3 separate regions of the Homo sapiens genome follow, and regions 2 and 3 are each linked to region 1. Evidence: read pairs that join two places in POLR2A ChIA-PET (ENCODE). Cell type or tissue: CD4-positive, alpha-beta T cell. All regions are shown on one strand. Region 1 overlaps SH3KBP1 (SH3 domain containing kinase binding protein 1). Region 2 overlaps SH3KBP1 (SH3 domain containing kinase binding protein 1). Region 3 overlaps SH3KBP1 (SH3 domain containing kinase binding protein 1).

The links. ChIA-PET counts read pairs that join two places held together with the same protein. Peaks named below come from ENCODE experiments on the same cell type or tissue, not always from the same donor. Only the 100,000 strongest peaks of a DNase experiment are listed, where the experiment ranks them.
Region 2: POLR2A ChIA-PET joins it to region 1 with 14 read pairs; 12 of 35 experiments call an interaction of 5 or more read pairs at or near these places.
Region 3: POLR2A ChIA-PET joins it to region 1 with 30 read pairs; 12 of 35 experiments call an interaction of 5 or more read pairs at or near these places.

The regions. Positions count from the first base shown.
Region 1 is chrX:19,745,354-19,750,353 of GRCh38, forward strand. It overlaps SH3KBP1 (SH3 domain containing kinase binding protein 1), which reads right to left. Exons shown (of 18, transcript NM_031892.3): 3 at 965-1,088. Among named protein-coding and RNA genes, the nearest start is that of SH3KBP1, 140 kb to the right of the region's middle. RefSeq lists an enhancer at 2,709-2,758. In CD4-positive, alpha-beta T cell, no CTCF peak of the experiment used is centred here; DNase peaks (open chromatin) are centred at 2,488 and 3,698; H3K4me3 peaks cover 246 bases; H3K27ac peaks cover 4,944 bases.
Region 2 is chrX:19,852,409-19,857,408 of GRCh38, forward strand. All of the region lies in intron 1 of SH3KBP1 (SH3 domain containing kinase binding protein 1), which reads right to left. Among named protein-coding and RNA genes, the nearest start is that of SH3KBP1, 33 kb to the right of the region's middle. RefSeq lists an enhancer at 4,015-4,194. In CD4-positive, alpha-beta T cell, a CTCF peak has its summit at 4,927; no DNase peak of the experiment used is centred here; H3K27ac peaks cover 481 bases.
Region 3 is chrX:19,838,567-19,843,566 of GRCh38, forward strand. All of the region lies in intron 1 of SH3KBP1 (SH3 domain containing kinase binding protein 1), which reads right to left. Among named protein-coding and RNA genes, the nearest start is that of SH3KBP1, 47 kb to the right of the region's middle. RefSeq lists an enhancer at 1,601-1,650. In CD4-positive, alpha-beta T cell, no CTCF peak of the experiment used is centred here; DNase peaks (open chromatin) are centred at 1,525 and 2,515; H3K27ac peaks cover 488 bases.

The DNA of each region.
Region 1 (5,000 bases):
GAAAGGAAGAGAGGCACAAAGCTATGATCAATGGGCAGTTTACTGGACAAATTCTTATCCTGTCTAAATTTTATGAAAGATTAGCTGTTCTTCCTCCCCATGGTTATATAAACTTGCCTTCTTTTTTTCTGGTTAATGGAACCCTTTGCTAATCTAGTTCCTGTGCCTGCTTTCAAACAGCTCTCTATTTCTCTTTAAGGAAGTAATAAGCCCACTAAAAGCTGGCAGCCAAGCGCTAACCTACAGGCATGCTCAGCATGTGCCCTGGCTGGTCCAAGGTCAGGAAAAACGGAGGGACCCTAGTGTGCTCACAGTATAAAATTGAGTGGGGTCGTCTCTGCAGTCTTCTATTCTCTCTCACATTATTTCAAACAATTATCACCAAGAGGGGATGGGAGAAAAAACAAAACTCCAACAAGCTGATACCTGAAAATCTGCCTTGAGGTCTCAAAAGAGAGAAAACAAGATTGTTAAAGGTCTTCTGGTCAGACAGATGTGTTAGCTATATCTTTGCACATTCTGCCTCACAAACTCAGAGAGGCAGGGTCTGCGCTAGGGAGCCTAGCAGTTGGAGAGAGAAATAACTTGATAAGGTTTGCCTTAAATTAAAGGGAGAGTGCGGTCAGACACACGGCTCAGGCCTGCACCACAGCATTCTCTAAATTCACCTTTCATCCATAAAAATAGATATGAAAGTGAAATCTACAGCTCCAGAAAAATCATCATTTACAAATGTAGTCTACTTTCCCACTGTCAAAAAATATTTTTATTAGTTCCCTTTATTACAGTTACTATACATATAGTCACTTGCCAAGTATGTATGTGTGTATCCAAAATATATACCAAAAACCAAAAGGACAAACTCTATTCAATTTTTCAGCAATATAAAGTTTGACACAGTTCACCAGAAGTTTCCAGCTTTTGTTTGTGTGCAGGGAGGGAACCTCTTTTTCCTTTTCCATACCTCTCTTATTGGTTCTTAAAATCGTTTCAGAAGACAGCAAAGAGTTTCCACTGGGCACTTCGTGCAGGGGCTTTTCTGGAGCTTTGTTGGTGAGAGGGTCTTTCTTCATCTCTTTCTTTATTTCCTGTGAGGACAGATAAAAGGAAAACAAGATTATAGTTTGAAACTTTAGAATGCCTCTTGGACTATCTTAAGCTCCATCTTTCTGGAAATGAACTATAGCAATGCCAACTTAGCATAACATCATGTTTTAAAAACACCATTTTCTGTATCTTTGTAGTTTTCTTACATTTATTAGAAAAGCACCTGGTCCTATAAAGTGGAATAAGCCCCAGTATGGTGAGGCGACCTTATGTAACTATGGCCATTCCATGTGACTATAAAGAGAATGAGTGAAACATAAAAGCCACCATACAGCTCTAAGTGACAGCCTGTTCTTGTTAAACAATGACAAGCTTTGGCCAAGCAGACTCACCCCCTTAAAAAGCCTTCTGATTTATCTTCTTCTCAACAGAGATTTAAAGAAGCATATTCCCAAATTACCATTGTGCTCACAAGGATACTAAACCCAAAAGAAGATGATTCTAATGCATTTACAGTCATCAAGTTCCTCTGGCTTTTCAACTCTTGACAAAGAAAAAAAATAAGGATGGCTTATCACTCTAGATCAGGGGTCAGCAAATGAAAGCTCACCACTCACTTTTGTAAAGAAAGTCTCATTAGAACACAACTATACTCATGCATTTAAGTATTTTGTACAGCTGCTTTCATGCTACACCAGCGGAACTGAGTAGCTGCAACAGAGATCAAAGTCTAAAATATCTGGCCCTTTACAGAAAAAGTTCGCTGACCCCTGCTCTAGGTAGACTCTTAATCAAAGCTCCATTAAGATCTAGATTTCTGAAATCTGATGGCTAATATAATTATTTCAAATTGCTTTAATAATTTACATAATTGTTTTAAAAAGCATTATTAGACCAAGATAATAGTGACTCACAAAGTATAAGTCTGTATACAGGAATTCCCCCCAAAGGAGTAAGGATTTTCTAGGCTTGTCTGAATCCATAATCACAGTAACTTGGGGAAAAGTGAAAGCTTAGGGGCTGACCCAAAGCATGGCTGAATGGCAGGAAGAGCTCAAAGATGAGGAATGCGCTCCTTAAAAAGAGCCCATGAGGTAAGAAATGGGGATGGGCTCCCCGCTGGAAGGAACAGAGATGCTAAATTGGGTAGAGGGCCATGACTAGGCCCGAGCAGAGGGCAGAGGCAGAAAGAAAGCAACAAAAGTTTGTCAAAACAATGCCACTCCCCGCAGCTTCCTGCACACTCAAGAGTGTGTTAGTTACCATATCCAATTCCCCAGTTGCTGCCTCTGTTCACAGCAGCCTCACCCTCTCTTCCTCCCTCACCAGGGCCCCACCGGAAACCAACAACTGGGGCTGGCGCTTTGCTAGGTTGAGTGTTTCAACTGGCGTCCCAGAGGCCTAACTAGGCGAAGCTCAGCCCTAGCCCAACACCGGTACCTCTGCACACCACACAAAGCTGTGTGTGCTTGAATATATGTACACGGACACCTACCTCAGCAGCCCCAGCACCTGCTAGAGCAGCAGTTGCTGGGGGTTCCTGTAGCCTCACAGGCAGATGGCATCAGGGGACAATCTGCAAACATTGCCCGCCTGAGCCACATGACAGGATGCTAACTTGGTGATGGCTGCCAGCCTGCTCTGGCTCTGAAAGTAAAGACAACAAGCCACCAAGTGGGCTCATTTCCTCACCGGTTGCTTCTTTGGGGGAAGAACAGTTGCTCAAACCTCATTTTCCATCGCAGTGTGGGTATGACTGTGCACGTGCAAATTCCCCACCTAGACACAACGTGATGCAGTAACACAACAGAGCACAACACCCAACTTTGCCAAGGAGTAACTCAGAGAAAGTCAGTGGGTTGAGGACGACATAGCAAGTGTCTACTTAGCAATAACTGCTAATGGCATGCAGCCGGGGAAGGGTGGGAGAAGCAGCGCCAGCATTGTGAGGCTGGGGTGGTCCCTGGAGAAAGCCTCAGAAGCCATGGTTCTCAAGAAGGCTCACCCCTACTCCCCAATGCTTCAGAGCAGCACGTGGGGAGCAGCTGGCTAGGAAGGACTGGGTCTGATCAAGAGCAGGTGCTGAAGGGCTGAGAAACTGGCACCAGGAGAGAGGCTGGCCCATAAATTCCAGACTCCATTGTTCCCCCAGTAATTGTTCACATTTGCCAAATAGAGAAGCTGAATGATGAGTGAATTGCTTAAGTTGCTTCTTTAGGTGGAAGCAGGGAGGAGACAAAACCTAAAATATGTCTTGCATTTTTTTCAGAGAAACCAATCGGACACATGGCCGTGGCAGTTAATTCTATAGGCTCCCCACCTGGATAACACCCAAGCTCAATGCAGCCCCACCCAAAGCCAATACCTTTTCTCCAACCTGCCCCTTCTCCCAGGAAAGGGCAGCCTGTCTTCTTTGGTACCCCATCATCCACCCAATTACCCAGAGTAGAAAATTCAGTATTATCCCCCTATCTAAGCAGTCGCCCAGTCTGGCTGCATCTACTTTCTCAATCTGTTTCTTTTTTGTCCTCCTGTAGTATCTTAAAAACATAAAGGGAAAAAAATATAAATGCCAAGCAAAGGACTTGAATAGACGTTTCTCCAAAGAAAACATACAAGTGGCTAATGAGCATGTGACACGATGTTCAACATCATTAGTCATTAGGGAAATGCAAATGAAAACCACAATGAAATACCCTTTCGTACCTACTAGGATGGCTAGAATTTTAAAAGAAAACAAGTGTTGATGAGGATGTGGAGAAACTGGAATCTTTGTATATTGCTAATGGGAATGTAAAATAGGGCAGCTCCTGTGGAAAACAGTATGGCAGCTCCTTAGAAAGTTAAATATAGAATTACCATCTGATCCAGCAATTCCACTTCTAGGTATATACTCAAAAGCATTGAAAGCAGGGACCCCAGCAGAATTGAAAGCTTTGCCCCCAAGGCAAACTTGTATGCCAGTGTTTACTGCAACTTTATACATAATAGCCAAAAGAAGGAAATAACCCAAGTGTCCATTAAGAGATGAATGGATAAACAAGATATGGTATATCCACAAAATGGAATATTATACAGCCTCGAAAAGGAATAAAGTTCTGATACATGCTACAACATGGATGAACCTGGAAAACATTATGCTAAGTGAAATAAAACACACAAAGGGATAAACATTGTATGAGTCCACCTATGTGAAATATCTAGAATAGGCAAATTCATAGAGATAGAAAGTAGATTAGAGGTTACCTGAAAGGTTGGGAGAGGCAGAATGGGAAGTTACTGTTTGATAGTTAAAGGGTTCTCTCAGGAGTAGTGAAAATGTTTTGGACATAGATAGTACGGATAGTTGCACAACATTCTAATGTAATTAATGCTACTGACTGTACACTTAAAATAACTAAAATGGTAAATTTTATGTTACATATATTACCACAATAAAATGAATAGAAGACTCCCACATGAATAGCAGCTAACATCTGAGTGCTTACCATGTGCCAAACCCCGCTCTAAGAGCTTCACCTGGACTGCAACTTTTAATCTACACTATGGCCCTACTCAGACACCCACACAAGACCCAGGGGGCTAAGCAAACTTGCTCAAGGTCAGACAAGTAGGAGCCAGGATTGGAACTCAACCTGTCTAGCTTCAGAGCTCATCTCTCTCATTTTTTTTTTCTTTTGAGACAGTCTCACTCTGTTGCCCAGGCTGGAGTACAATGGCGTGATCTCAGTTCACTGCAACCTCCACTTCCGGGTTCAGGCAATGGTCATGTCTCAGCCTCCCGAATAGCTGGGATTACAGGCACGTGCCACCTCACCCGGCTAATTTTTGTGTTTTTTAGTAGAGGCAGAGTTTCGCCATGTTGGCCAGACTGGTCTCAAGCTCCTGACCTCAAGTAATCCGCCCACCTTGGCCTCCCAAAATGCTGGGATTACAGGCGAGAGCTCATCTCT
Region 2 (5,000 bases), 110 kb after region 1:
TTTGGAGTAATTTGTCACACAGCAACAGGAACTGGAATACGCTCTACAAGGTGCCTATTATTGTTCCTGGTTTAGGAAAGAATCCAACTCCCAGAGAGATCAGATAATATTCCAGCCGCCAGCCAGTCTGGACTCAAAGTCCGTCTTCTTGCCCCTGTTCCTGCTCATATTTTTTTCAATCAATAAAGATTTTCTGAGACATATGTTCCAGATACTGTAGCTGCACAGAAAAAAAAAAAAAAAAAAAAATCCACGAACATACCCAATTGCACACATGAATATAGGCAGTAGGTTCAAATATGAAACCAGGCCAAATTAGGCCTGCTGCCCTTCTACATTCTTAGCTGACATTTTCTCAGACAGAATGGCTCTTTGATCCAGTAAGTACTTACTGACGGTCTGCGGGGACAGGGTCACCATGCTGGACAACAGGCAGATGAGTCAGGAATGCATGATCGGAGAGAAGTCAGAGAACAATAAAAAAAAGAAGGAAGGGTATCTTTCTCTGGCATTGGATAAAAGTGGATCAACATTACAACAGTGATATAAAGCCATGAAGATGAGAGTACACAAGCGAGTTGACGCCTTCTCTTAAACAGGAATCAAGGTCATCTCTTGGTTAGGGTCAGGTGAGAAGAGAATTTGAGGAGCTTGAGGAGAGAAAGTCTGGAATAAACTCACTGCAAAATGCACTACAGAATTTTCTTTTATCTCTGTCTCTGTGTATGTGTGTGTATGTGCGTGTGCACGTGTGTGTGTGTGTTTTAATTTACAAAAGAAAAAAGAGTGAGAGAGAAGTAAATGGAAGCATTAATGGGTGACAATGAGGACCACTGCAGGGCCAGAGACAAGCAGGGCCCAGGTGCCCCAGGGCTGTGTCCAGGTAGGAGAGAAAGGATTTTGAGGTGAGCTCAGTGGCCTGTGGCAGGACTGATCTAGGGAAAGTGGGGAAGCTCAGTGCCTAACAGATGCCAAGACAGCAGGATACAGGCTTGGAGGGGGTGGTCAGGGAGTAGGGGAGATGGTGGCATGTGGAAACATTATGATGTCTCACCAACTGCATAGGGCTGGGTACCTAAAGGGTGGAAGCACACCCTGCGAGGATATGTGCAGGGAGCTTTGCAGACCCAGAAAAAAAATGGTAGACAGCACAGAAGCCCTAAAAGGAAGGAAGGACAATACAGTGTCTAAGGATGGGTGGGGGTTCTCCTCCTCCCTTCCCCCTGGCACATCTCTCACCTACACAACATTCCTTTTCAGAAGTCCCTTCTCGCCCAGATGCAGTGGCTCACGCCTGTAATCCCAGCACTTTGGGAGGCCAAGGCGGGCAGCTCACCTGAGGTCAGGAGTTCGAGACCAGCCTGGCCAACATAGTGAAATCCCATCTTTACTAAAAATACAAAATTAGCCGGGCGTGGTGGTGGGCGCCTGTAGTCCCAGCTACTTGGGAGGCTGAGGCAGAAGAATCGCTTGAATCCGGGAGGCAGACGTTGCAGTGAGCCAAGATCGCACCACTGCACTCCAGCCTGGGCAAGAGAGAACGAAACTCCATCTAAAAAAAAAAACAACAGCCAGAAGTCCCTTCTCAAAGACTCTCTCTAGAACACTGTCCTCACAGAATGGGAGACTACCTGTCCATACAAGTCTCCTGGTATTAGCAGCCTTTGGAGGGTCTTGAGGTTAAACCTCTCTTCTAAATGACAATTTTTCTTTCTTTCTTTTTTTGAGATGGAGTCTTGCTCTATTGCCCAGGCTGGAGTGCAGTGGTATGATCTCGGCTCACTGCAACCTCTGCCTCCTGGGTTCAAGCAATTCTCCTGCCTCAGCCTCCTGAGTAGCTGGGACTACAGGCATGTGCCATCACGCCCGGTTAATTTTTAGTATTTTTAGTAGAGACGGAGTTTCACCATGTTGGCCAATCTAGTCTCAAACTCCTGACCTCCAGCAATCTGCCCGCCTCACCTCCCAAAGTGCTGGGATTACTGGTGTGAGCCACCACGCCCAGCCGGCAGCTATTTCTTTAAACATACCTAGAACTAGCACTGAGTCAAACAAGCTGGACTCACCAGTCTACGAGAGCGATGTGCCTACATGTATGTTAACATCCCCTTGGAGTCAACCACATAATAGGTCTGGAATGAATATTGATTGTGTAAATGAGTGTTGCCTTTGAAAGATATTATGGGTTTGAGGAAGTTCCCAGTCTTGATCCTGGAACTCAAAGGCCGCTTCAATATGGTACAGGTTTGACATTAACAACGTCACCTGCATTTATACCTGGCTCTAAGTCCAGCTGGATAGTCCTGGTCCCCATCTCCCCACACGATCTTCCCCCAAGAGCCCCATGGATGCTCCCATCCATGAAATCTCCTTCCCAACTCTTTACATCACAAAGTGCCCTCCAATCTCTTGGTCTGAGGTCACCTTCAAAACCCTTTTTCAAGCCACCTGTCATTCCATCATTCTCAGACTTACTAACTATAGCGTTCACTAAATCACTTTTACTCCTCATACACTGCTTTGTAACATCTTTTGAATTATTATCCCAGACAAGGAGTTGGTAAGCTTTTTCTTTTTCTTTTTTTCAGATGAAATGTCACTCTGTCACCCAGGCTGGAGTGCAGTGGTGCGATGTCGGCTCACTGCAACCTCTGCCTCCTGGGTTCAAGCAATTAGCGATTCTTCTGCCTCGGCCTCCTGAGTAGCTGGGATTACAGGTGCGCACCACCATGCCCAGCTAACTTTTTGTATTTTTAGTAGAGAGGGGGTTTCACCATGTTGGCCAGGCTGGTCTCGAACTCCTGACCTCAGGTGATCCACCCACCTCAGCCTCCCAAAGTGCTGGGATTACAGGCATAAGCTACCATGCCCCGCCGGTAAGCTTTTTCTTAAAGAGTCAGATAGTAAGTATTTCAGCTTTGGTGGGACCAATGTTCCACTCTAACACCTCAAATCTGCCTTTACAGCACTAAAGCAGCCACAGACAACAAACATAAATGAGTGAGGCTGTGTTCCATAAAGCTTTATTTACAAAAATAATCAGAAGGCCAGATTTTAGCTGTAGGCTATAGTTTGCTGATCCCTGTCTCAGACTGTTATTTTAACCCTTTCATTATCTTTTACATTCTATGTCTTGCTACCTCCAAACAGATTTAAGCTCCTTAAGAGAAAGGACCAGGTATTATATATTTTCATTTACTCTTAGCCTCTACCTGGCTCAGTGCTACACATAGCCTCTACCTGGCTCAGTGCTACACATAGCCTCTACCTGGCTCAGTGCTACACATACAAGAAATACAGATCTATACTTTTTAAATAAACATCTGAGTATATGTTTAATGATGTGCCACATACTGCAACTGAGTTTCTTTTTTGTCGTTTAAGTGTGCTCACTGACACCGCAAACATTAATTTCTAACAACTCATACTAATCTAATTGAACTGCGTGCCAGAAAGGATTTTTTTTTTAAACTTTCCTGGTCTGCTCCTTTGCCAGATTTTTTTCTTCTAATTGTTTCCACAGATGACCTAATACATTCATTCCACTGGCTACTTAACAGACTAACACATTCCACAAGCTATTTAACACCAGTAGAAGGAACTTAGGGTTTCTGCAGATAGAAATGCCCATTTGGGTGTTCAGTGTCTCCCCCATCGCATCATGGGAGCATGGGGAGACTGAGAGGTTTGCACAGGTAAAAGGAAAGCTTTTAAAAAAAAAAAGGAGAGGAAATCTATCACTGCTGTTCCCCACAGAAGTAGACATGAAACTATTACCTGTAACCAAAACAAAATTAACTTCAGAGTGGGTTACTGACAGTTTCTGTCATATGCTCCTAGCTTGCTTCTAAATCAATAACTGCAACAGAGAGAAGAAAGTAGATATCTTCTGAAGAATTACAAAAATGCAATAAACTACACTACCCTCCCCCAAAAAGCCCTGCTTTGGAGTATCTTAAAGTAGATCTCATATAAGGAGCTAAAAAGTAACTATTGGGTTATTTTAGAATGAAATGATAAACGGGCCTCAGAAAGCCCAAGACTTCACTTCTTGTCAGTAGCGACCTTTAAGGCCGATAACATCCCCACTTCCTTTTCTCACCTCGAATGAAGGCAAGAGCAGCTCGGTGCAGGCGGCACAGGCTATGCTGACCCAGGTCACCCAAGTCACCCTCACACTCAGTTAAAGTTTCAAATAGCTGTAAAGGTCTCTTATGGAAAAAAAGCATTCTTCATTCTCCCCAACTTCCCCTCCCCAGAGGCAACTACAGCCTTCGAAAGGAACCTCATGGCCCTCAAAAGGAACCAACCCCACCAACACCTTGATCACAGACTTCCAGCCTCCCGGACCGTGAGACAACACATTTCTGTTGTTGAAGGTGCCCAATCCATGGTACTTTGTTCTGGCAGCCCTACAAAACTAACACAAGTATTTACATCCTTATGACTACACAAACATTACTAAAAGCCTAGCCACATGGTACACTAAGATTATGTTTCTTTCCTATCACTAGTTTCTTTTCCCCTAGAGCTAATACTAGTCTTTTTTTTTTTTTTTTTTTTTTTTTTTTTTTTTTTGCTTAGTGGAGAGTTCACTTAAAAATGGATTCAACTCCAAACTCATCCTCCCTGGTCTAAATCATCTCTCAAGAGGTCCATATGCATCAGATGGTCTGTCCATTTCATCCTCTCTCAGAGCTTTCCAACCTAAGGACTGGAGGCGGGGAGGGCAGGGTGAAAGCTGGGGTGCTCTAATCAATTGGCAAGATGGGCTCTGTCCTTGATACAAGCTCAAAAGACTGCATTATCCGCAAGTCTGGGGAGTAACTGGAGGTTTGGGAGCAGAGAGGAAGTATAACTATAAATATGTGTTCTCTGATGACACCTGCGGCAGAAGGACTCATGGGCAGAGGCTGCAGGTGGCAGGAACACACTAGTTAGACAGCAAACATGGTAAATCAAGTAGGGGAATGGGAACTTGAGATGAGGCAGGGGAATAG
Region 3 (5,000 bases), 93 kb after region 1:
TAGACAACACGAGGCCAAGTGCCAAGAAAATGGGAGAGCTGGCCGGGCACGGTGGCTCATGCCTGTAATCCCAGCACTTTGGGAGGCCAAGGCCGGCGGATCACAAGGTCAGGAGTTTGAGACCTACCTAGCCAACATGATGAAGCCCTGTCTCTACTAAAAATACAAAAATTAGCTGGGCTTGGTGGTGGGTGCTTGTAATCCCAGCTACTCTGGAGGCTGAGGCAGGAGAATCGCTTGAAACCGGAAGGCGGAGGTTGCGGTGAGCCAAGATCATGCCGCTGTACTCCAGCCTGGGGAAAAGAGCGAAACTTTGTCTCAAAAAAAAAAAAAAAAAAAAGAAAAAAAGAAAAGGAAAAAAAGAAAGAAAGAAAATGATAGAGTTGCCACTTCAGCTTCTGCTGGGAGCTCTTTGCCCACCACATGGGGAAGACACATCAGATCTTACGGGGAGATGGCCCCCAAACACTCAGTTATCAAGATCATTCATAATATGGGTTTCTTTCCACCCCTGACATTGGTGTAAGTGTGGAACCATCAGGATTAGCAAGATATTTTAAAACTATGTACCTGAACCATGAAGAAAATGTCTTCATTTTTCCACCAATGTCTAAAGTCATACAATACTCAATTTTATGTGTTTCAAAAGTTTGTTAAGCCTAATAATAACAGCGTAGGAGCTTCTCTGGGGTTTTCTTGATCTTCAATTAGTACAGGAATATATGTACACAATCTATACATAATTAAGAAGATACTAAAAAAAAAAAACAAAATTTTTTTTTTTTTTTTAGACAGGGTCTGGCTCTGTTGCCCAGGCTGGAGTGCAGTGGCACCATCTCAGCTCACTGCAACCTCTGTCTCCCAGGCTCAAGTGTTCCTCCCACCTCAGCCTCCCAAGTAGCTGGGACTACAGGTGCACACCACCATGCCCAGCTAATTTTTGTATTGTTTGTAGAGACAGGATTTCACCGTGTTGGTCAGGCTGACTTCAAATGTTCTGCCTGCCTTGGCCTCCCAAAGTGCTGGGATTACAGGCGTGAGCGACCACCCTGGCCATTGCCCTTTCTTTAAACTTAAGTAATCATGCACAGCCTCCTTGCCTTCTGGCCACAGCTAGGTCCTGACTGCCTCCACATCACCTTCCAAGCTCTTCTAGACCCAAGGCCTCTCTGGCCCCTGCCACTGAGGCAATCCCAAGCTGTGTCTTGTCTTCCCTGTGAGCCCCTGAATGCCTTCTGGGTATGGATCACCCTTAGTTCTGCTGGGGCCCCTATAAGCATCCATGACATGCAGTAGGTGCTCAATAAAGACTTGATCAACTGACCACTCAGCTTGCATTTTATGATGATAGACCGTTCCCAGCCCAACAAAGGTGCTACTAAAATGTCAAGTGTCAATCACATTTTGCAAATTGAGTCATATTCTTCCGTGCACTAAGGGAGCTTGCTATTTAAAAGATCCTGTGGTTAATTCTTTTGTAACATGAATAATTACTTCCTGCTTTACCTTTCCTGTCAAGATGAATTTTTTTTACATATCAGGTTTCTCTAAGAAGAGGAAACCTGTGGCTTTGTTAAGAGCTCATAAATCATGAGGATATGTCTCTCCTACCCACTCTAAGGGCTCTTTCCAGTGCCCTCTGCAAGCCTTTGAAAGGTTTAGAACTTTGATGTCCAATACAGTGTCACTGCAAATGTGGCTAATGACTACTTGGAATGTGGCTAGTCTGAACTGACGTGTGCCATAAGATACATCCCAAGTTCCAAAGACTTGTTTAGAAAAAAATAATGTGAAATAGCTCATTATTTTCACATCAATTGCATGTTGAAGTGATGTTTTAGATCTGTTGGGTTAAATAAATATATTATACAAATTAATTTTACCTTTTTAAAATTTTATTAATGTGACTACTAGAACATTTAAAATGACATGTGGCTTGTATCACGTCTCTATAGAACAGAATGGTTTAGGATAATACTTGGCAAACAGGTGGTGAAGATCTTGGATGATACAAACACAGCCAAAATTATATCACAAGAGCCCAGAAGAAAGTCTATGCCCCCAAAACCCATTTCCTTGCCTTCGAGAGGCTGCAGGTAACTGCAGGAAGGATGAAACATTACCTATGATTTTTTTAAAGTGGTACCCTTTGAGAAATTACCTCTGGGTATGAGCAGAAAATTAAAACATTAAGCTAAATAAAATACATCAGAGGTGTAATTAGGATAACAGTAAACAAAATCCCATATTTAAAGACACCATAAATTACAAAACTTAAGAACATCTCCCTGTCAGAAAAATACCACCCTCCAGCTGTGTGCTGTGCCAAAAGGCCAGCCTCCACAAGTTTGCTACATCTACAGTCACTGCAAAAACCAATGCTACAGTTAACCCCATGTTACAAAAAGATAGAGCCAGGGGAGATAAGAGATCTGCTTAGAAATGCAAAACACTTCACCCTCCCCTATCTCTACCTTCAAACTTGCTGGAATGTCTCCTCCCCCAAAGACGAAATGGGTGGTTTTTAACTGTGGGTTGGCTAAGCCAGCTGCCTAGCAGCTTCTCAGGGCCAGCTTCTCACTATGGCGGTGGTGGTGGCGGTGGTATATCCGTGGCCCTGCTCTGTGACCCAGTCCTTCCCTACCTCCCTCTGCTCACTGTCCTTCCTGTCTCCTAGGACCAGTTCACCTCACTATAATTTCACACTGACTTACCCCAACTAGACTGCAACCTTCATCTGGGAAAAGCCCTTATCTTTGCCAGGATTCTAAATCCTTCACCTAGCATCCTGTCTGCTTCAATAAATATTTGAATAAACCAGAAAGCATGAAGGAGAATGAAAGTTTCCAATTAATTTCCTCCGCTGTATACACATATACACAATGTCACAGAGGTCTCAGTGCAGTAAGCTTTAATCATTTCAGAAGTAGAAATGTTACACACTTACTGCTTTTGCACTTATTGTGTTCTGTGAATTCTGAAGAATAAATTTTTAATTTTAGTGTTTTGTTTCAGTCCTCTGAAGGGCATAGAAAATCAAGAAGTAATTTTTTGCCAAAACAGACTTCACCAAAAAAGATCATGAGTACTGATCATTAGAGATGGAAAGAACATCAGATATCATCTAGTCTATTTTTTTTTCCTGAATTTTACAAATGAGGAACTGAGGCCTAGAAGGTTCCATGACTTAGGCTTAGAGACATTGAGAGGTAAATAATGGCAGCATCAAGCCCAGGGCTACGTTCTCCTAAATTATGGTCCACTGGAGAGAAGGAAGGATTTAAAAGAGAAAGCAGAGAAACCTGAGACCAGCGAGATACAGACTTTCACACCATTGATGCGGGCGGGGGGGTGGGGGGGGGCTCTTTTTTTCTTTCATGTATAACATAGTTTCCAGAATACCCAGAAAAAGTTACACCAGTCAGGAACATATTTAAAAAAAAACTATGTTCAAATCTAAAAAGACAGAAAACCAATCAGTGGCTGCCTAGGGCCGGGGATGGGAATGGGGATGGACTGCAGATGGGTATGAAGAATCTTTTTGGGGTGACGGAAATATTCTCAAATTAAATTGTGGTGAGAGTTACAGGATGCTGTAAATTTACTTGAAAAGTATTAAACTGTACACTTAAAATGGGTGAAATTTTATACCTCAGTACAGCTTTTACAAATAAAAATTGGCCGGGCGCAGTGGCTCACGCCTGTAATCCCAACACTTTGGGAGGCCGAGGCGGGCAGATCACAAGGTCAGGAGTTCAAGACCAGTCTGACCAACATGGTGAAACCCTGTCTCTACTAAAAATACAAAAATTAGCTGGGTGTGGTGGCACGTGCCTGTAATCCCAGCTACTCAGGAGGCTGAGGCAGGAGAATAGCTTGAACCCCAGAGGCAGAGGTTGCAGTGAGCTGAGATCATGCCACTGCACTCCAGCCTGGGTGACAGAGCAAGAATCCATCTCAAAAAAATAATAATATTAAAATTAAAAGTCTAAACAATATATATTTAAGAATTTATTATTGTAGATTGTCGGTCATTGAGGTGGTAGACTGTGTTTGTGCCCTAGCAGGAGAACACTCCCCATGCAGGGAGGGGAACTGTTTGGGGGAACTTCCCCTCCACCATGAGATAGTTTGATGGGACTGTCCATCAACATGCCCTGCCCTCTGCCAGCCAATGTATGACATAGGACCCAACTGTGATCAAAGCAATGTGACAAACACTGGAGACGGCTGGAGCAGATTCCCCCACCAGGGCTCTCAGAAGTGAGATCCCTGAAGCTGCCCAGTTGCCATCTTTCTCAGACCTGATCCTCTAGCTTCTCCTTCCACCCTATAAACTACCCCAATGCCTTCTGATAAATCCTTTTTGCTACCTTAGTTAAGGAAGAGTTGGTTTCTTTTACTTAAAACCAGAGAACCGTAACAGATACTCGTGCATCAACTTTTTTTTTTTTTTTTTTTTTTTTTTTGAGACGGAGTCTTGCTCTTGTCCCCTGGGCTGGAGTGCAATGGCGTGATCTCGGCTCACTGCAACCTCCACCTCCCAGGTTCAAGCAATTCTCTTGCCTCAGCCTCCCGAGTAGCTGGGATTACAGGCACCTGCCACAACGCCCAGCTAATTTTTGTATTTTTTAGTAGAGAAGGGGTTTCACCATGTTGGTCAGGCTGGTCTCGAACTCCTGACCTCAGGTGATCTACCCACCTCGGCCTCCCAAAGTGCTGGGATTGCAAGCGTGAGCCACCATGCCTGGCCATACATCAACTTTACATACACACAGACTCTTCTCTATGCAAGTCTGCACAAGGCCAAGTTCTTACCATCCAGTGCCCTCCCATTAGTGTCAGGGCTGAAGGGTTTGGGGGTCTGAATTTCCCAGGTCAAGGCCACAGATACTGTGGGGATCTCCGCGTACAATAAAGCTGACCTACATACCAGCCACGTTTTCCTTTTGGTGTCTTCACAAACACACCACTAAGGGACATCAACCCAACAAGCAGGT